5 separate regions of the Mus musculus genome follow, and regions 1, 3, 4 and 5 are each linked to region 2. The links are chromatin loops, found by intact Hi-C in ENCODE. Cell type or tissue: heart. All regions are shown on one strand. Region 1 holds the start of Htt (huntingtin). Region 2 holds the start of Nop14 (NOP14 nucleolar protein). Region 3 overlaps Fam193a (family with sequence homology 193, member A). Region 4 has its middle 5.8 kb from the start of Dok7. Region 5 holds the start of Mxd4 (Max dimerization protein 4).

Evidence for each region. Hi-C counts contacts between places; a loop is a spot of excess contacts. Peaks named below come from ENCODE experiments on the same cell type or tissue, not always from the same donor. Only the 100,000 strongest peaks of a DNase experiment are listed, where the experiment ranks them.
Region 1: it touches region 2 in a loop (8-fold over the local background); 15 of 42 quality-filtered maps call a loop at or near these places.
Region 3: it touches region 2 in a loop (4-fold over the local background); 4 of 42 quality-filtered maps call a loop at or near these places.
Region 4: a loop joins it to region 2, with 4 times the contacts of the local background. A loop is called at or near these places in 15 of 42 quality-filtered maps.
Region 5: it touches region 2 in a loop (2.2-fold over the local background); 2 of 42 quality-filtered maps call a loop at or near these places.

Annotation. Positions count from the first base shown.
Region 1 is chr5:34,759,552-34,763,551 of GRCm38, forward strand. Htt (huntingtin) reads left to right here and starts at 2,189. Exons shown (of 67, transcript NM_010414.3): 1 at 2,189-2,558. The coding sequence starts at 2,356. In heart, no CTCF peak of the experiment used is centred here; DNase peaks (open chromatin) are centred at 2,080 and 2,710; H3K4me3 peaks cover 2,553 bases; H3K27ac peaks cover 1,882 bases.
Region 2 is chr5:34,657,784-34,661,783 of GRCm38, forward strand. Nop14 (NOP14 nucleolar protein) reads right to left here and starts at 2,365. Exons shown (of 18, transcript NM_029278.2): 1 at 2,068-2,365; 2 at 92-226. The coding sequence starts at 2,262. Grk4 (G protein-coupled receptor kinase 4) reads left to right here and starts at 2,596. Exons shown (of 16, transcript NM_019497.2): 1 at 2,596-3,221. The coding sequence starts at 3,170. In heart, no CTCF peak of the experiment used is centred here; a DNase peak (open chromatin) is centred at 2,468; H3K4me3 peaks cover 2,787 bases; H3K27ac peaks cover 2,274 bases.
Region 3 is chr5:34,372,044-34,376,043 of GRCm38, forward strand. The region is part of intron 1 of Fam193a (family with sequence homology 193, member A); the gene reads left to right. Among named protein-coding and RNA genes, the nearest start is that of Fam193a, 4.1 kb to the left of the region's middle. In heart, CTCF peaks have their summits at 2,491 (motif pointing left) and 3,908 (motif pointing right); no DNase peak of the experiment used is centred here.
Region 4 is chr5:35,048,981-35,052,980 of GRCm38, forward strand. No RefSeq gene overlaps it. Among named protein-coding and RNA genes, the nearest start is that of Dok7, 5.8 kb to the right of the region's middle. In heart, CTCF peaks have their summits at 205 (motif pointing right) and 1,751 (motif pointing right); no DNase peak of the experiment used is centred here.
Region 5 is chr5:34,185,615-34,189,614 of GRCm38, forward strand. Mxd4 (Max dimerization protein 4) reads right to left here and starts at 2,096. Exons shown (of 6, transcript NM_010753.2): 1 at 1,896-2,096; 2 at 1,715-1,814. The coding sequence starts at 1,959. In heart, no CTCF peak of the experiment used is centred here; DNase peaks (open chromatin) are centred at 357, 957, 1,637 and 2,237; H3K4me3 peaks cover 3,157 bases; H3K27ac peaks cover 2,351 bases.

The DNA of each region.
Region 1 (4,000 bases), 100 kb after region 2:
ATAAACAACTATTGATAGCTCCCAGGCAGTGGTACCCTGATACAGCAGTGTAAGCCAACCAATATACCTATTGTTGCCAAACAAATTACCAGAGTATAGTTGCCTAGCAAAACATATTTATAACTATCCAGTTTCTGTGGTTCCAGAATCTGGGCCCAGCTCACATAGGTCCTCTGTTAGCACTTCTCACAGCGGGCAATTAGGTACCAGTGCCTTATCTGAGAACTTGGCTTCAAAAGAATCACCTTGGAGCTTTAGTGGTATTGTCAGGGTTTACTTCATACATGGCTGATGGACCACCAATATCTGTCTTGACTGTTGGCCATGGGTAGTTCTTTATGTTAAGTCTTGCCAATTGTTCTTCATCAATGTATATAAGCTGAGAAGTTGGTAGTTAGCAAGACTGAAGTTACATTTGTAGCCTAACAAATGTGTGACATCCCATTATCTTTGTCTTGTATTGGTTAGAAGTCAGTTACTAGCTGCCCTTACTTGGGAGCAGGGACATCATAACCTAGAGAATGCTAAGAGACAGGGCTCACTGGGCCTTCTTCCAAGTCTGCCTACTAGCAACTACCAACCCTGGCCAGCTGTTAGAGGCTGCCTCATGTGAGAGCTAGCACTGGCACTGTGCATCTAATAGTGCCATTAGTAACAGAGGGGACATAGAATCTAAAGGCTGTTTCTCTGCTCTCCTTCCCAGTTTAACAGCGGCGGGCTTATACCCCTACAGTAACAGTGTTGGTTTCTGTATACTTGGCCATTTCGAGAAAATGGAGTGCCTTATGGCCATGGAATAGGGCATTTGATTCTTACAGGTAGCCTGAAGCTTCATTGGGTTTCTCACTGCATGGATCACCTCCAGACAGCTTTTTCTGAAGCCGGAACGGTTTTGTTTGTTTGTTTGAGACAGGGTTTCTATGTAGCTCTGGCTGTCCTGGAACTCACTTTGTAGAACAGGCTGACCTATAACTCAGAGATCTGCCTGCCTCTGCCTCCAGACTGCTGAGATTAAAGGTGTGTTCTATCACTGCTTGGCTTTTTCCTTTTCCTTTTTCTTTTGAGACAAGTTCTGATACAGCCCATGCTGACTTGAATTCACTATGAAGCCAAGGAAAACCTGGAACTCCTGATCCTCGTTCTACCTGCAGAGTACATGATTACCACCCCTGGTTTATAAAATGCAGGGATTGAACTCAGAGCTTCGTGCATGCTACTCAAAAAGCATTCTACAAGTGCTGTGATTAAAGGCATGCACCACCATGCCCGGTTGAAGCCAACACTTTTTGCTGGGCAGACTGCAGGGGCAGCTTGGGTGTATCCACACCATTTTCAGCTTCCTGCTTTAATTGCTCACCTTTGGGAGATGGAGGCTCTAGAGACAAGGACTTCAGCGCTGGTGGCAATGAGACCCCTTGTAGGTCCTGGCTGGTTGCCACAGCACTTTCCAGGGTCCGTGTCTCAATGTAGAGTGTGTGACCAAAGTTGCATGAAACACAGCCTTTCTTTGGACAGTAACTACTGCTGCCTGCCTGAAACCCTTTCTCAGCCTTCGCTGCCTGCTTGAAACCCTTTCTCAGCCTTCTCTACTGCAGACACTTCTGGGGCTTCGGGGTCCACGGATCATAAAGGGTTCTTTGGTCCTGAATACAGGTCACTCTGGTTCCCTTCTCATTGCAGGGAGCTCCCAGCACGCTGCGTTCGGGAAGCTCAGGCCACCACCTGGCTTGTGGAAGAGAGAGCTGCTTTGGGTTTCGGGTTCCGAGCTCCACAATCGCTTTCCCGGTGACTCCAGGTGTAGGGTGGCTTTACGCAGGAAAATTTCTTCGCTGTCATTCCCCTTTCCAACCTTTTCTTCCTTCCGGGTCTCCCCAACTCCTCTGCCCACCTCCTCACTTCTTTTCTATCGCTGGTGCCAGGGAGCCGCCCTAAAGCCCACTCTCCGCTCAGCTCCGTCCCTCATCTAGCAGCCCGCCCCGCCCACCTCATCCTCTTGCTTGGCCCTCTTCACTAAGGGGGGCTGGCTTTTGCGGGAAGGGGCGGGGCCACATCGGCGGGGCGGAGAGTCTTAAACTAGCAGAGGCCCCGCAGGCCTGCGTCCTGACTTCGGGAAAGAGGACGACGCATCCGCCTGTCAATTCTGCGGGTCTGGCGTGGCCTCGTCTCCGCCGGCATGACGTCACGGGACGCACTCGCCGCGAGGGTTGCCGGGACGGGCCCAAGATGGCTGAGCGCCTTGGTTCCGCTTCTGCCTGCCGCGCAGAGCCCCATTCATTGCCTTGCTGCTAAGTGGCGCCGCGTAGTGCCAGTAGGCTCCAAGTCTTCAGGGTCTGTCCCATCGGGCAGGAAGCCGTCATGGCAACCCTGGAAAAGCTGATGAAGGCTTTCGAGTCGCTCAAGTCGTTTCAGCAGCAACAGCAGCAGCAGCCACCGCCGCAGGCGCCGCCGCCACCGCCGCCGCCGCCTCCGCCTCAACCCCCTCAGCCGCCGCCTCAGGGGCAGCCGCCGCCGCCACCACCGCCGCTGCCAGGTCCGGCAGAGGAACCGCTGCACCGACCGTGAGTCCGGGCGCCGCAGCTCCCGCCCGGGCCCCGCGCCCCTGGCCTGCGTGCTGGGCATGGCCAACACTGTTCCCTGTCCAGAGGGTCGCGGTACCTCCCTGAGGCCAGGCTTTCCCGGCCCGGGCCCTCGTCTTGCGGGGTCTCTGGCCTCCCTCAGAGGAGACAGAGCCGGGTCAGGCCAGCCAGGGACTCGCTGAGGGGCGTCACGACTCCAGTGCCTTCGCCGTTCCCAGTTTGCGAAGTTAGGGAACGAACTTGTTTCTCTCTTCTGGAGAAACTGGGGCGGTGGCGCACATGACTGTTGTGAAGAGAACTTGGAGAGGCAGAGATCTCTAGGGTTACCTCCTCATCAGGCCTAAGAGCTGGGAGTGCAGGACAGCGTGAGAGATGTGCGGGTAGTGGATGACATAATGCTTTTAGGAGGTCTCGGCGGGAGTGCTGAGGGCGGGGGAGTGTGAACGCATCCAATGGGATATTCTTTTTCCAAGTGACACTTGAAGCAGCCTGTGACTCGAGGCACTTCGTACTCTCCTGGCGTTTCATTTAGTTTGTGGTGTAGTGTAGTTAAACCAGGTTTTAAGCATAGCCAGAGAGGTGTGCTTCTGTGTGTCTGCAGGCAGTTGGATGAGTTGTATTTGTCAAGTACATGGTGAGTTACTTAGGTGTGATTATTAATAAAAAACTATATGTGTGCATATATATGAAAGAGTCGACTTATACTTAACTGCCTATCGATTTTTTGTTCTATATAAAACGGATACATTGGTGGTGCTCAGTTTTCACCGGGGAATGAATTTTACTAGTGTTGCAGACAGGCTTGTTTTAGAACATAGGCCACTCTGACTCTGACTTTGTGCCAGTAAAAGTTCCTGTTTAGTTCTTTGCTGACATCTTATAGATCTTTGGAAGCTAGCTGCTTGTGACTGGAGAGAATATTGAAACAGAAGAGAGACCATGAGTCACAGTGCTCTAAGAGAAAAGAGACGCTCAAAACATTTCCTGGAAATCCATGCTGAGTGTTGAGCCCTGTGCTCTCTTGCAGCTCAGTCCTTTCTCTCAACTCTGGGCATTTTATTTCTAATCTGGATTTGTATAATTAATAAGGAGAACTTTTGGGAACAACCTACTAAAGAATGTCATCATTAAAACTCACTTAGAAAATAAGTGTTCTGGTGATATCATTGAGCTATGTTCCCAGTCCTGAGAGTTTGTTTTTTTTTTTTTTTTTAAATAAAGATTTGGGGAGAAAAGGTGGCTTACTTGATAGAACAAAATATAGGAATAAAATTTCCTTCTATAAGGTGAAAAGTGTGAATAGAAAACTTCTTATCCTCTAGATAAGTAGTTTCTTTTTGCTTTTGAGAGTCTCACTATGTAACTCTTGACCTGAACTCAGAGAGATCCATCCTCCTGCCTCTGCCTCCTCTCTCTGGGATTAA
Region 2 (4,000 bases):
CTCAGAGGTGAACAAGGAGAAGCACCCTTCACCATGGCGGGCCTTGTGTAAAGTTTAGAGCAAAGACGTCCCTGCCATTCTTTTTCCATACCTGTTGCTCCAGAGCAAATCTCTTCATCATCTTTTCCTCTGGGCTTATGTTGCTATTATACTCCCCAAAGCGTTTGTCTGCGAACACATTGGACTTGTTCCTTTCTTTGTACTCCTTTAGTAAAGTTTGGGTTCTCTGGAAAACACATCACACATCAATGATTCTCACATAAAATCTCTATAATCTTCACTGAGGTGGCCACCAGAAGGGGTTGTAAAGTTGAGAAGAATACAGTTTGCCACTTTATTTAATGCTAATAACCAGTACATGTGGCAGGTATACTGCATGAAACTCAAGGCTTAATTAGAAACAGCTGATGTGGTTCTGTTAGATGCCACATTATTCTATTTTCAAATGTCCTCTCTGCCATCCTTGGCCTATAGTTTATACTGGTGAATTATTAGACAGTCATTTGTATTTTTTATAATGCATGCATTGAACCACATACAGGACATACACAGGACAGTGTCAGCTCCTTGCAGTATGGATATTTTACCCAATTCAAAAGAAATTTCCTGCTGGGCAGTGGTGGCGCACACCTTTGATCCCAGCACTTGGGAGGCAGAGGCAGGCGGATTTCTGAGTTCCAAGTCAGCCTGGTCTACAGAGTGAGTTCCCAAGACAGCCAGGGCTACACAGAGAAACACTGTCTCGAAAGAGCAAAAAGAAAAAGAAATTTCCTTACAAAGTTACAATGCGATTCCCTTTAAGGACAGACCCAGATGTGATCAAATACCATAGTGGTGAGGTTATTATTTATTTATTTATTATTTATAATATAAATGTATTAAAAATAAAATTTAAATTAAATTTAAAATAAAATTAGTAATTAAGTTTTTTTAAAAAAGAAATTTCCTTCAATCTAAAGATCTCATGTAAACTGGATCCTTTGTAACAAAGTACAGATTTGTAGCTGTGAAGGGCAAAGGCTAGGTCTTACTTATCCCCTTTACAAACATTACCAATAAGTCTAACCTATTAATTTTCTCAAAGTAACCATGAATTGCCTTTTACTTACTCATTTCTTTTATTTATTTTTTGAGACTCAACTGGAAGTTTTGAGTCTCACCATAAAGCCCTTAAACTCAGAGATCCACCTGTCTCCGATTCCCCAGAGATTAAAGCCACAGCACAAACGGCACTCACAAACTTTTATTTTTTAAAGTCAAACGAACGTCAGCAGTTACATAGAGAATGCCATTTGTTGAACTGGTTTTGAAAGGAAGGTACAATATACTCTTGAGATGGGGCCATAAGAACAAGGATGGAAGCTATGAGGTTATCCCCAAAAGGTACTATTCCAGTGACTTCCCAAGGGACAAGCTCATGAAATTCAGAGGAAGGACAATTTCCAAACATTCAAAGAGCATACTCTGTAAACCCTATCCACGGGACGAATACTGTCATGGTCAAAGCATACAGAGCAGTGGTACAGGGCAGCTCAGAGCTCAGAAGAGATTGACTCTTAGGCCCTAAAAGCTCCAAGAAGAGTCAAGAAGAATGTATACCTGGAAGATCCCAAGGAGGAAGGGTTTCCAGAGGAAGCGCATTCGATATCAAGCAAAGGAGAGGCAGTGTTATGCCTCAGTCCTGATCGTTTTGCTGGCTAGTTTAAGGCAAACTTGACACAAAGTATAGTCATCAGAAAGAAGGGAATTTCAATTGGAAAAAAATACTTTCATAAGACCGGGCTGCAAGCAAGCCCAAAGAGCATTTTACTAATTAGTGATTGACCGCGGAGGGCCCACCTATGTGCTAGCAGCGGTCCTAGGTTCTTTAAGAAAGCAGGCTAAGCAAGCTATAGAGAGCAAGCCAGTAAGCAGCACCCCTCATGACTTCTACATCAGCTCCTGCCTCTAATTTCCTCAATGATGGAAATATATAAGTGTAAGCCAAATAAATCTTTTTCTCCCCAAATGGCTTTCACTAGCCACTGGGCATAGTACGCAGAACCTGGGTAGAGCCTATCCCCTCACCTTCCTGATGGCACGAGCGCGGGACACCCCGGGCAGGCCCACATCGTGGCGCGTCTTCCTGCCAAGGATCTGGAACTTCTGCCGGTTGACTTTCACTTCAAATGGGTTTGGGTTAGTTTTCGCCGGGCCTCCGGACGCCCCTGCGGGCGCTTTGTGGACCTGCCTCCGCGCCCCAGTCCGCTTGGCTTTCCCCATGACATTCACTCCGCCACACTTTGGACGACAGTGCGTACAGACCAAGCAGTTCAAGAAACTCGTGCATAGGATGCTGATGTAAAACCACGCCCAGCTTCGTCTCGCGATGAGTGCGTCAGCTTCCCGTATTTCGCGAGAAGTACACAAGTCCTGGATGACACTAAACAGGCACTACAGTTTACTGGATTAAAGACTACAACTCCCAGGAGGCCACACTTCCTCGACTTCCTGGCGCTGGGCCTTATGGGATCTGTAGTGTCCCGAGAGCCGCCACAGTATCCTCAGACGCCGCCCCGAGGGGAGCTCTCGGGCTCCCTCTGGAGGAAAACCGTTAGCCGGGGCCCAGCTGTCTTGCGAGTTAACTGGCGGCTGCGGCTGCCGCTGCTGGAGCTGTCGCCGTCGCCGCTGGAGACCGCTCTCGAGTTTGTAAGCTCCTCGGTAGGGTAGGGCGCGGCGAAGGTTGAGTGCTGCCCAGGACCCGGCGCTGAGGAGAGAGTTACGCGCCCTGGGCCTGGGCGATGATGCTGAGAGGAGCTCGAGCTACCGCGCGCCGGCGCCGATAGCGGAAGCCCCTTGCCGGGACAGCAACAGAGCTGGAACCCGTAGCGAGCCTACCCGTGTCCCATCTCCGCGGCGACCGCGACGGCGACAGCGACGGCGACGACGGCAGCGCTCCTGTTGGCAGTTGTGGCGACCCCGGAGGAGGCGGAGGAAGAAGCGACAGAGACGGTCGCTGTCGCGGAGGGCCACCGTCCAGAAGCCGCGTTCCTCAAAGGACAAGGGATGCCCCGAGGCTTCTGCCGCGGGTTTAGGATCTCCTTCCCCGCAGCCTTCCCCGTCTCCATTGCCTCGACTCCGAAAAGTTCGACGTCGGAAACCGCGGCAGCGACGGCGCAGGACAGCGATCATGGAACTCGAGAACTTCGTGGCCAACAATCTGTTGCTGAAGGCCCGTCTAGGTGGGTGCACCCCGGGCTCCCCGTCTCCCCGAAGGTAGCGCCTCCTAGGAACTTTAACCTTGGAGAGAATCCTGATTCCTTGGTACCTTATTGTCTAATAAGGGAGTTTTGATTCTACTGGAACCAATTCTGGATTGGAGCTGCAGCTTAGCGGGTGTCAGTCAGTGATCCTGGGCTAACTTTTGTTGTTTTGAAACAGTAGCGCTAGCCTAACAGGCACAAGGGGCTGATTGAGTTCCATCTCACTCTCAGCGCTGCTAATCTGAAAGACAGAGTATGGAAAGTTATGCATTGCACACTTTCTAGGATTACCCAGGCAAAGGTTCCATGGGAAGTAGACGCTATTAAGAAGCTTCAGTGTGTTCACCTCACAGAATGTGAAGTATATTCTTTGAGAAAAACCAGTGAGTAACAGATGTTTTTGATTTTTCTTTTTGTTCCTTTTAAAAATTGATTTTAGCCGGGCAGTGGTGGCGCATGGTGGCACACGCCTTTAATCCCAGCACTCGGGAGGCAGAGGCAGGTGGATTTCTGAGTTGGAATCCAGCCTGGTCTACAAAGTGAGTTCCAGGACAACCAGGGCGACACAGAGAAACATTGTCTCGAAAAACCAACCAACCAACCAAACAAACAAAAAACCCCACAAGTCCATTTACGTTCCAAGTGATTTTCAGGAAGAAGAATCTTAATTGGACAATATAACTATTTTCAATATGGGAAGCCCTAACAAGAAACATTGTCAGAAATTTCTTATAGTGAGTGGTGTCCAGAATTGAATA
Region 3 (4,000 bases), 290 kb before region 2:
TGCCTCTGTCTCCCTATTGCTTGGATTAAAAGCATCACCATCATACCCAGCTCCACAGAACTCTGAAAATCCAGTTTCCATACAAAATGGTAAGCTCTTTGGGTGCCTTATATGGCACAGCACAGGTATGCATAACAATGTCAGGTAACTGTTGGACCTGTACTTCCCAGAGAGAAGTCTTGAGCTTCCTCTACTCTCTCTAGGTCACCAAACCAGAAGGTGACTAAGAAAGGACAGGAAGGACTGTCCTTATCCTTAGTAGGGAGTCCCACATTGCTCTTAGTGCTGGGCACAGAACTGTAGGTTATACTATCTTATTTGAGGTGGCTCCTGAGCTAGTTAGTGGAAATGTGGGTATGGGTAACTTCTTGTGAAATTGTTGGTCCAGAAGTAAACTCTGGTGTCCAAGGCTCAGGGTGCAGGTTGCACAGATTTAAGTTTCTGAGGTTCCTTTGTGCTTGGTGTCAGACCTGTACTCCTTGTTGGGCACTCAGATCCTAGGCTTAAGATTAAACAAATAAATGTAGGGAAGATTGCAAGCAGTGTTTAGTGGCAGTCTGTAAGTGATGTATGATTGTGGCCATTGTGTTTCAGGATGCTGAGCTGGTCTTTTTAGGGGTTCTGCTTCTAGATAATAGGGCTAATGTTTTTGTTGTTGTTTTGTTTTTTATTCTAATTGTGAAATGGGGAAATTTGGACTCAGGTCTTGGACTTGAGCTTGTGCAATGGTTAGACTACTCACTCAGTGAACAGTTAGGTGAAGCATATCAAGAGTAAATCTAATTATTTTGCATTTCTATTTTAAGATGATTTTCATAATGTTCATGATACATTAAAGTGGAAAGGATTATAGGTGTTTATAGCACAGAGCTGTTTTTGTAAAATATTGTGTGCATATGGATTTACATAGGAAAGTCTTGTCCACAAAGACTATGGTGGGCATTCTGAAGCTTATTCTTTCCTTTTCCCACATGCTTCAAGCTTTCAAAATTTGAAATCTGCAGTGAGCGTTATTCATGGACCAAGAAAGTGAATGGCATTAAAGCCTGAGACAACTAACAGCGTTTTTCTGTTTTGTAAATAAACTAGTGAAGGGTTTTTCTACCACCCTTTGGCACTTACATATTTTGATATTAGGTACAGAAACAAACATTATCTACATAATGAGAATTGTATTTTCAAAATAATTATCTAACATTTAGTCATATATACTTACAAAACCCAGGTTCCTTCTATTATGGAAATCGACCTGTGTTATTAGTTGTTGGAATATCAGATTACATGTGACATATTCACACAGGGCTGGAATGGGGATTTAAGGTTATTTTTGTAATGATGTGTGAGATTTATAAAAGGATGCCATTTAAGGTAGGGGTCAAAAGGAGTTTTCAAACTGAAAGTTAAAGTCAGAAACCTGTCACTGGAGCTGGGCGTGGTGGCACACGCCTTTAATCCCAGCACTCAGGAGGCAGAGGCAGGCGGATTTCTGAGTTCGAGGCCAGCCTGGTCTACAAAGTGAGTTCCAGGACAGCCAGGGCTACACAGAGAAACTCTGTCTCGGAAAAAAACAAAACAAAACAAAAAAGCCCCCAAAAAACCCTGTCACTGACTATAGGCATTTGTAATAATGAATCCCCTTTTATCCTGATACTAGGAGTGTAGATAACAATGGGCTAAGGCCATCATGCAAGTGCCTCTTGATCTTAGAGGGTATTCAGGGTCTGGTGTTCATTTGGGTCTTTGTAGTAGGTGAAGGCACACTTGTAGTTCACATTGCTTTGTGATCTGAGGAAGTAGCTTGAAAAAAAATCTAGAACTTGAGGTGCTTTAAAGGATTACTAGTTTAACTTAGCTTACATTAACTACAATCCAGGCTTTAGAAAAAGTGCCATCACAGAGAGCCCTGTTGTGGCAGGTTTTTAGAGTGCTTCATGACATGAGTGTTCCAGTGCCCTGTGCTCCTTCATCATTCACTTCAAGGTGTGATACCTGTCTTGGCTATATCTTCCACTTGTTTGTGAGTTTTATACAAAAAGGGTTGTTTTGTGCCTCAGTGCTTTGGCTCAGCTTTTCATTTGTGATGACTCCAGGGTAAGATTGCTTTTTGCTGTTGTTCTATATAGGATGTACACTTTACACTGTGAAAATTCCTCAGTCTGTCTGATGTAATGTGGATGGACATTGAGATGCTTTAAGGCTGATGTGAATGAGCTTACATTTCTGCTTGTGCCTTTTGATGTGCATGGGCACTGTTTGAATTGGGCATGTTTCTGGGAATAGAATTGCTGAGTATGTAGATATGTGACTTGAGGTTCAACTGATCAGTTTTTCTAAGTGATGCTGCTGTAGGCTTATTAAAAGTTAATGTATAGGGGGCTGGAGAAATGGCTCAGCAGTTAAGAGCATTGACTGCTCTTCCGAAGGTCCTGAGTTCAAATCCCAGCAACCACATGATGGCTCACAACCATCCATAACGAGATCTGGAGCCCTCTTCTGGAGGGTCTGAAGATAGCTACTGTGTACTTACATGTAATAAATAAATAAATATTTTTTAAAAAGTTAATGTATAGCAAAATTATGTTTTGTCTTGGGAAACAGATGTTGTGTTGTTGCTTGGGTTGGTCTCAAACTCCTGAATTCAAGTGATCATTCACTTTAGCCTCTCTGAGAACTTAGAACTGTAATAGTATACCACTGTGCCCAGCTTTGTGATCCTAAGGATTGACCTTGGGGCCTTGTGCATGCTTACTACCTATTGCTCAGTTCTGCCTCCAACCTCATTACTCTGATTTTAACGCATGTGAGTCTCTTGAGGTTACTGTGTCAGTCAAGGTACAGGACAGTTTCATTAATCAGAAACATACTCCTGTTATCCCTGTACAATTGTACTCTCCCCCACTCTTTATTCTTGACACTCACTGTTACTTAAGAAAGAACAAAGTCTCATTATGTAGTCCTGGCTGTCCTGGAATTTGCTTTGTAGTCCAGGTTAGCCTTGAGCTTAAAGATCTGCCTGCCTGTGCCGTCAGAGTGTTGGGCTTAAGGGGGTGCACCACCACTGTCCAGCTCAGAACTGCTCATTTCTGGTTGGATTGCTATTTTTCCAGTTTAGAAAGTTCTTTATAATTTTGTGTTTGTTTGTTTGTTTTGCTTTTCGAAACAGAAACAGGCTTTCTCTGTATAGCCCTGGCTGTCCTGGAACTCACTCTGTAGACCAGGCTGGCCTCGAACTCAGAAATGCACCTGCCTCTGCCTCTGCCTCCTGAGTGCTGGGATTAAAGGCGTGCGCCACCACGCCCGGCTGTGTACAAGATTTTACATGTGATTTGTAGACATTTTCTTCCAATCTTGTCTTTTATTTGTCAGCAGTTATTACCACTTTAAAAAAAAAATCTATTTCAAAGATTTATTTTAAATTTATATGTGTGTGAGTATTTTCTTATGTAATATGTGCCCCTCATGTGTGCTTGGTGTCCACAAAGGTCAGAACCTGGATTCCATGGAAGAGCTGCAACTGTTTTTAACCACTGAGCCATGTCTCCAGCCCTTAGAGCTTTAACTGTTGTAGAGATGAAAAAAAAAATTAATAATTTTCTTTTTTCTGAGAATCATTTTTGTTTTATTCTGTTTTTTTTGTTTGTTTGTTTTTTGTTGTTGTTTCCATACATTTCAGAATCAGCGTGCTGATACCTAGAAGTAGTTTTTATGGGACTGAATAGAAACACCTTAAATCTCAACATAGATCAGTTTGGTAGAAAATTGACAGTTAATATTTTGAATCTTCCAAAAGGTGAAATGGTAGCATTTTTTTCTCTCTTTTTTAAAAAGATTTATTTATTTATTTATTTATTTATTTATTTATTATATCTAAGTACACTATAGCTGTCTTCAGATACACCAGAAGAGGGCGTCAGACCTCATTATGGATGGTTGTGAGCCACCATGTGGTTGCTGGGATTTGAACTCGGGACCTTCAGAAGCACAGTCTGTGCTCTTAACC
Region 4 (4,000 bases), 390 kb after region 2:
CAAGGGTCTCCAAAGTCTCTGGCATGAGAATTCATCTCCAGTTGAGGAAGTGCATAGAGGTGCTGTAAAGCAAGTTGGCAGCTAAGGGAGAGAGGTTAGGATAGGGCAGAGGCCAGCCATCCCTGTGGGTACCCAAAGCTAGCACACTCGGACTGGGAGACAGAGACCAAGGGAAGCCCACGGTTCCTGACCACGTGGCTTGAGTGGGACCAGCAGATGGCACCCTGTTCAGTGTCTTTTTCCCCACGTCTGTCCTCCTCGGTTGACCTGAGGTGCTCCTTGCTCTGCCCTCTGCAGCTTCATCCACTGTGTTCTGTTCCTCACACGGCAGCAGGATCTTGCCATGTCCCAACTAGAGTCTCTTTATCTCTGAGTGAGACCTTTGCCCCAGCCCACCCATAAGTCATAACGTGCTCAGCCCACTACCCATCCATGAACTCTGCTTCTACCACCTGAAGTACCAGGAGGTTCTCTGTGGATGACTCTCACCGCCTCATCCTACTCTTATGACATCCTGTGAGACTGAGGGTCCAGCTGAGTCTGCTCCCAGTGCATTCTTCCTGGTCAGAAGGAACCTGGCTCTGCCAGGTCCACAACTCTCAGTCCTGGAGAGTTTACAACTGCAGCCAGAAATCTGGGTGGTGTAGTCCAGACAAGACTGGTGTGTTCTACCCAGGCAGCAGGAATCAGGTGGCCAGCTGCTTGCTGACGTTGATCTACTGGTCCAGTTTGTTCCATGGAAGTGTGGGGATAGCAAGTCCCCAGTTGTATGAACCCCAAAATAGGAACCTTTAAGTCAACTAAGAGCCAGTGGAACTGGTAGGCTGATTTGAGTTTTTCTGGGTGACAATTAGAATGCCGTAACCCAGAGTGACTGGAGTCAGCACAGAAAAAGAAAGTTAGCGTACAGGTATGCACAGATGGGTGAGTCTGTTTGGACTCAGGGAGAAAATGAGGCCGTAAATCAAGGAGAGTGGCTCCAAGTATATGAACACACTCCCTTCCATAACCACCTGGGACTACTGAGCCATCCCTGATCCCCTCACACTTGACCACAAGTTGGTTGGTCCTACCAGGGTACCAGCCCACTGAGATGTGGCAGCCACACATGGCTTCTCTTGCTTTACTGCTTTGGATTTATTTGTGTCTATGTGTGTGTAACCCACCCATCACTTTTCCTGTGTCCTTTAAATGACTGTTCTATAGACTCAGATAATAAGCTCCAGAGGATTCCTTTTTTTCTTCAAAATTCTCCGAGATGCTAGACATGATTGGGACGCTCTGCTCTCAGGAAGCTGGTAGGATCTATCGATAATCTTACTTGGCCTGGACTTTTCTTTAGAGCAGTGTCTCCTGAATCATGGTTTTAAATAGTTCTAGTCGTGGATGTCATTTCTTCTGAAGCCCGTGTCCTCCAAAATTTAGACTTTAGATTGACTGTCTTATTTTCTTGTAGCCATGACAGTCAACTTAAAGTCAAGAGGGGAAGGTTTAGATGTGCCTGGTAGAATCAAGCCAAGGAGAGATGGAAGGATGGTTCATTCCTACACAGGCCTTCATGGCAGGAAGGTGTGGTAGTGGGAGCTGAGGCAGCTGGTTGCCCTGTGTCCACAATCAGGAAGCAGATAGTATGATGGTACTCAGCCCGTTTTCGTCTTTTAGGTACTTATTTTGTTATCTTTTTTTTAAAAATGTGTACGTCTTTTCTCACATATACGTGTTTGCACCATGTACATACCTGGTGCCTGCCCAGAGAGGCCAGTAGATGGCATTGGAGCCCCTGGAATTGAGTTAAGGATGGTTGCTGGCCACCATGTGGATGCTGGAGTTTAATCTGGATCTGCTGGGAGAGCAGCCTGCACTCTTAACTGCCGAGCCATCTTTCTCATCAGTCTAGAGCCTCAGCCCACAGACTGGTCTGCCCATGCTCTGGGTGGTTGAATTGGTCAGGGTTCTCTAGGGTAACAGAACTTACAGAATGAATCTCATCTATAGGAAGGGGATTTGTTAGAATGATTTAGAGGCTGTGGTCCAAATAATCCAACAATGGGCAGCTGTGAATGGAAAGTCCAAGAATCCAGTAGTTGCTCAGTCCACAAGGCTGGATGTCTCAGCCGGTCTTCAGTAGACACTGGAATCTGGAAGATGTGGGCTCTAATGCTAGTGAAGGAATGGACATGCCAGCAAGGTGAGGGCAAGCAGGCAAAGAGCAAGCTACCATCTTCCATGCCTAGGCATCCAGCAAAAGGTATGGCCCGGATTAAAGGTGGCTCTTCCTGCCTCAAGGTCCAGATCAAAGGTGTGTGTCTTCTCCCTACCTCAAGACCCAGACTAGAAGTGGATCCAAGCAGAAATCCCTCACAGATGTGCCCTCCATTTGTTGATTCCAGATGTGGTCAAGTTAACAACCAAGAATAGTCATCACAGTGGTCTTCCTTCCTAAGTTAAATTTCTCTGGAAATGGACTCACAGACACGGCCAGAAGTACAGCTTCTTGGTGATTCCAAATCCAGGTAACGGTGAGGATGAACCCTGCATCAACTAAGAGCTGAGGAGATCTCGCTTGTATTATCACAGAGTTGTACGTGGCTGTTTCAGTTCATTTTCTGTTACTATAACGGAGCATTGAGACAAGCTTCCCTCATTGCTTTCCATTGCTGTGATAAAACACTGGCCAAAGTCAACTTGGGAGAGAAAGAATTTACTTCATTTTCCAAGTTGCTGTCCATTATTAAGATAGCCCAGTGTAGGATGTCAGGGCAGGAGACTGTAGCGGAAACCATGGAGGGAGTCTGCTTTCTGGCTTGCCTCCCTTGCTTGCTCGGCTGAGCTTTCTCATGCAGCTCAGGCCCATCTTCCTAGGGTTGACACCGCCCACTGTGGGCTGGGCCCTCCTATATCAATTAGGAAATAGGAAAATGCCTCACAGACATGGCCACGAGCCAGTGGATCTGGGAAATTCTTCAGTTGCCGTTCCTTGAGGTTTCCTCTCCCCAAGCTGACTCTAGGTGTGTGTCAAGTTAACACTAGCTAATTAATTCTAAAGAACAAAGGCTGGAAGTTCGAGACTGGTGTGGGCATCTGCTGAGGCCTTGTGCAGAATTGTAACATGGAACCGGACAACACGTGGTGAGACAGAGCAAGCCACTGACTCAGGTCTCTTTCTCCTCTTCTTGTAGGCCACTAATACCATTAGAGGACCCTATTCTTGGGACCTCATTTAGCCCCAATTACCTTCTACCTCTAGATACCAGAAACATGAGAATTTGAGGATTAGGTTCTAATGCATGGGCTTTGAGGGATCCATTTGGCTATGGCAATGGGATTCTTTTACTGCTGAATTTCAGCTGTTACACTGAATCTGAAGTTATTCTCTGTCATCATTTGGAATCTATACCACTGGCTCCTGCTTTCCATTTCTACCATTGAGAAATCTGCTATAACCGTTATTATTTTGTAGAATATCAGCTAACCTAATAGTTTCTGTGCTGCCTGATCTTGGTACGAAGCTGAAGGCATGGTATGCAGGTGAGGTCATTCCATCCTGTTTCTGTGTGCTAGGTTCATGTTCCCCTAGGGTTCCCATGGTGATTCAGGGATTCAGGTTTCATCTCTCCAGGAATCCCAGAGATTCATAGGTCTTGATGCTCACCCACTCCCATGCTGGTTATTTCAGAAAGTCTTTTCTGGAACACAAGTGCACTTAGAGCTCAGAGACATGAAACAACGCCGTTTATCTAGTTCATGCTTTTTAGGGATGGGCTAGACTCTGCAGGGTGGTTTTTCTGTGTTGAACTGGACTCTCCATAGTGTAGGCTTTGGGGTTATCAGTGGGTTGTAGGCTTTTATACCTCAGGAATGGGTGGCTCTTGACTGGAGCTCGGGGAGGAAGGACCATATGAATCTCATCACCTAGCAAACTCACCTGGGCGTGTTCCCATGACAGAGGCAATGCTACAAAAAGAAAAGTGGGGGTGAGCTTTCCTTGGCCTTTTTCTTT
Region 5 (4,000 bases), 470 kb before region 2:
GCAGCATGTGTGTTGGCCTTTCTTGGAACTCTTTCGGAGTCCAGAGATCCCGTGGGGGGAGGGGGGGTATTGTGCCTGAGGAGAGGCCATCGTTGTGTCAGATGCTGCCTGGGCACCACCTTGATCTGACCCTTCTGCTTATATTCTCAAAGTACTTGACCCTAAAGGCACCCTCCCATGGAGTCACTGCCATTAGAGACCTAGCCATCACTCACCCTAGCCTGCTATACCAGGGCCTGTCCTTCATTTTGCCAGGACACAGAAGGTTCAGAACTGCCCTGCCACATCTGAAATCCCAGCTTCTCAACTGAGCTGGCTGAGAATAGCCTCTGAGCAGTGACTGGGGAGGGGAGGGCTGTGTCTGCCACCCTAAGGCTTCAGGTCTTGAAGGAGTACACTCTGTCCAAGGAAGCTTCAGGGGAGGTGCACCCAAGTCCAGTCAGAGAGGCCCTTTGCATCCCCTGCCCCTTGCACCCAGTTCTCCCCATCCCAGAAGAAGATGGAAGGCTAGGACCTCATCCAGGAACAGGGTGGTTAAGCAGCCCTACCCAAGTAACTGAATCTGTCTATGCCTTGGCTTCCTCGGTTGTAAAATGGAGGTCAAAATAAGGCTTCATTTACAAGGCTGGGTCAGATTCTTACTTGTGTATATGGCAGAAGCATTCAAGGGCCTCAGCTCAGGAATGCTACCATTCCTATCAGCTGTGGGTACTCCATGCCACAGGAAGCTGAGCTCCCAAACCTGGGGTTTAGGGCAGACAGAAGCCGGGTCCAGGCCATCTCACTGTGGAAGCTTGGGGCAGTGAGGCCTCCAACACACTTAAGTCCTTCTGCAAACTGTTCAAAGCAAGAGACCAGGGGCTGGGACTCAGGCCGTTGGTAATTCAACCTGTTCTTTGCCAGGCCTAGGACACCACAGAAATGGGTCCTTGTGCCAGCCTCTCTGTTTCCCAAGAACAGACAGGCCACAGGAATGAGCCGCACCCTCTGCCAAGGGGCCCTGAAGCCCCCAGCCTGCTAAGGAAGCTCTCAGACTGACCACACAGGAGTAGCTGGGCCAAAGTTAGCCCCTAGACAGTGTCAGGTGTGCCCTGGATCCCACTGCAGCCAGGAAGGTGGAACCTTTAGCAGTCCTAGCCATACCTAAACCTCAGCTTCAGGGCTTCCTCCAAACACAAGGCCAAGGCAAACAGTGTAGTTGAGCCCTGGAACTTTTGAGAGAAATAGCTCCCTGCAGCTCTTCGCGACAAAGCCAGCCCTATGCTTGTGGTTGGAGTTTCCTTGTCAATAAGCTGCGCAGGACGCTTAAGTAGCCAGAGAGAGGTCTCTGTCCAGGCTCCTGGGGATAAGGTGCTGGGTCTAAGAGCAAAGCCAGCTCCGAGAAGTGCAAGGGAGGGAGGAGTCCCCAATTAGGCCCAAACTAGGGAGTAGCGGTCGGCACCAACTGACAACTCCTCTCCGGTCTGGAAAAGTCCAGAACGGCCCTCGGCGAGCGCGGCCGCTGTACGCGTGGCACTGTTTACGGCGGCGGGGAGGCGCGGCCGCGGGAAGATGGCGACGCGCGGGCGGGGCCGGCACCTCCTCCAGGCCGGCCGCCCGGGTGCGCGCAGGACTGTACTGGGGACGCAGAGAGGACGGGGACACTCGGGTGGGGCCGACCCGAGCTGGCTTGGCACAGCGCGCGGGGGTGGGAGGTGGGGGTTGGGGGCGGTACCTGTTGTTCGGGGCCTTGCGCACCAGGCCGGCCGTCTTTGTTTTCTTCCTTGCGAAGTCGCCGTCGAAGGGCAGCACGGAGGCGTAGCCGTGCTCGGCCTCTGCGGGACAGACGGTGCGGTCAGCGGCCCCCTGCGCCCGCCCGCCGCCCGCCCACCCTGGCACAAAGGGGCGCGGGCTACCTCGGTCCCTACGCTCCAGGTACTCGGCCGCCTCCAACAGCAGCAGCAGAGAGTTCAGCTCCATCCTGCCGCCCGCGCACGGGACGGCGGCGGCGGCGGCTGCCCGGCGCGCTCCTGCCGGCTCTGCTCGCCGCACGCCCCGCGCCTGGCGGCACACCAGCCCGACTCGCGGACTCCAGCGCTGGGCCGCCACCCTCTGCCTCAGGCCCTCAAATTGACACATAAGTCGAGCAGCAGTCGACGCAGCCAATAGGTGTGGGCGCTCCGGCTTAGGGGGCGGGTTCTTGTCTAGCCTTGCCCAATAGGGACTGGCCGAACGCCTCGGGCAGAGCTGAGAATGTTGACAGATGCGAAGCTTGGCTAGGATAGGCTGGCTCCAGTAGTAACAATTTAGAAGCCCAAGCTTAGCAACAGCACGTGGTGGCCCAGCCCCAGTGCTCGCTGACTGGCGGCCATCGTGCATGTTAAGTAGGCATTGCACGCCGATTGGGCCAGAACGGTCTATGTAAATTGAGTCCGCGGACCAATGGCCAGTGACAGGGCGTGGGGCCAATGAGGACGCCCGGGCAGGACCGGTTGCCGAGAGGAAGCACTGTGTGGTGGGACTGCTGCCCGGCCTACGCGGGGGCCAGGAGGACGTGGACCGTGTCTCGGGAGACACCAGGCAGGATGCGCTGCGGACACGCGCCCTGGCGCTTTGTCGTGCCCATGCATGTCGTGCGCAACGACCTGTTGCCCGGAGTCAGTTGGTACCATAGTCTCGGTGGAGGACCAGGCTTGGGGCCTGATAGGGGCGGGCGCTGGGATCTCGCTAAAGAACAGCAAAGGACACCTGTCTCTGGCAGGAATATTGGCTTCAGGGAAGGCTAAAACTTGGAGACAGGGACGCAGACCATTGGAATCTAAAAGCCTCTCAGATGTCAGACCCAAAGTAGGCAGGATCAGCCATCAGGAGTAAAAAGGAAGGCCACCAGGGTTAAGGGAGAGGCACCAAGAGCTACTGACACTACTGAGCAAGAGGGATCCGTGAGTGTCTGTTTGCGGTGCTTGGTCTGAGGGTAGAGCCGTGCCAAGAGCCAGGCTATGGTGACAAGAGGGTGAACTCTTCAGCAAACTCCTGGCCCTAATGACCCGAGGCCCTCATGCTGGCCTATAGATGCATGGGGGACAGACAGCTCAAGATGCCCTAACACCATCCTCTGTATCCATCCTCTCCCACCCCTTGATCCTCTCTCTGTTATTAGGTTGAGGACAAAATAGCAGGCTGGAGAGTTCTGTGGGAAATAAGGTGGCTAGATAGCAGCTCTTAAAATGGAAGGAAGGTACTGTAGCAAACAACAAAGATTATTAGCATTGAATTTACTTTAGGACCAAGGTGGATGCATTGTGCACACTTCCTTGTGGCTCTCCATATGCCCAATATGCAGATAAGGAAACTTGCAGTGTCCCCTTGAAATAGAAAGATGGAGATTACTGCTCCCACACCCAGAGCTGTTAACAATCTGGGAATGTGGAAACCAGAACCACCTCCCTCCCAGCCTGGGTGTGAGCCACAGATGTCTGACCTGTGGGGCAGGATTAAGAATAACAGGTGCTCTGATGGCGCCCTGAAAAAAACAAAAGAGGAACCTCATGCGGTCATAAACAGTCCTGTATAGACACTGAAAGAACTCCTTAGTATTGGTTGAAGTGCCTCTCTGACCAAGCCCACAATCACTCCAGGGCCAGGGCTGTCCAGAGCTGTAAAGGAGAAGGGTGTCCATCTTTCTGGAGCATTGAGGCCCATGCTCAATGCTGAGCTTTGGGCCCCTGAGCTTAGCATGCGGGCCCAGCATTTTGAAGGGTGCACCTTTGCTTTGGCAGGCTGGTGAGTTGCCTCTAAGTGCTAAGGCAAGCCTGACCTCCCCAGCCTGCTCCCTCCTCCTACTGGGATGGGATGCTGTGGTGTGTTGAAGTGGAGCACAAGAATAGCCTCCTAGCCTTGGAAATTTTTAATCTCAACTGGGGACACTAGCTCCCACCAGCTGCATCCAAGACAAAGCACTTTCCTGTGCCAGAAGTGCTCTCCCTCTCCAAGAGCATGTGAACGCTGGGAGGAGTGGGTA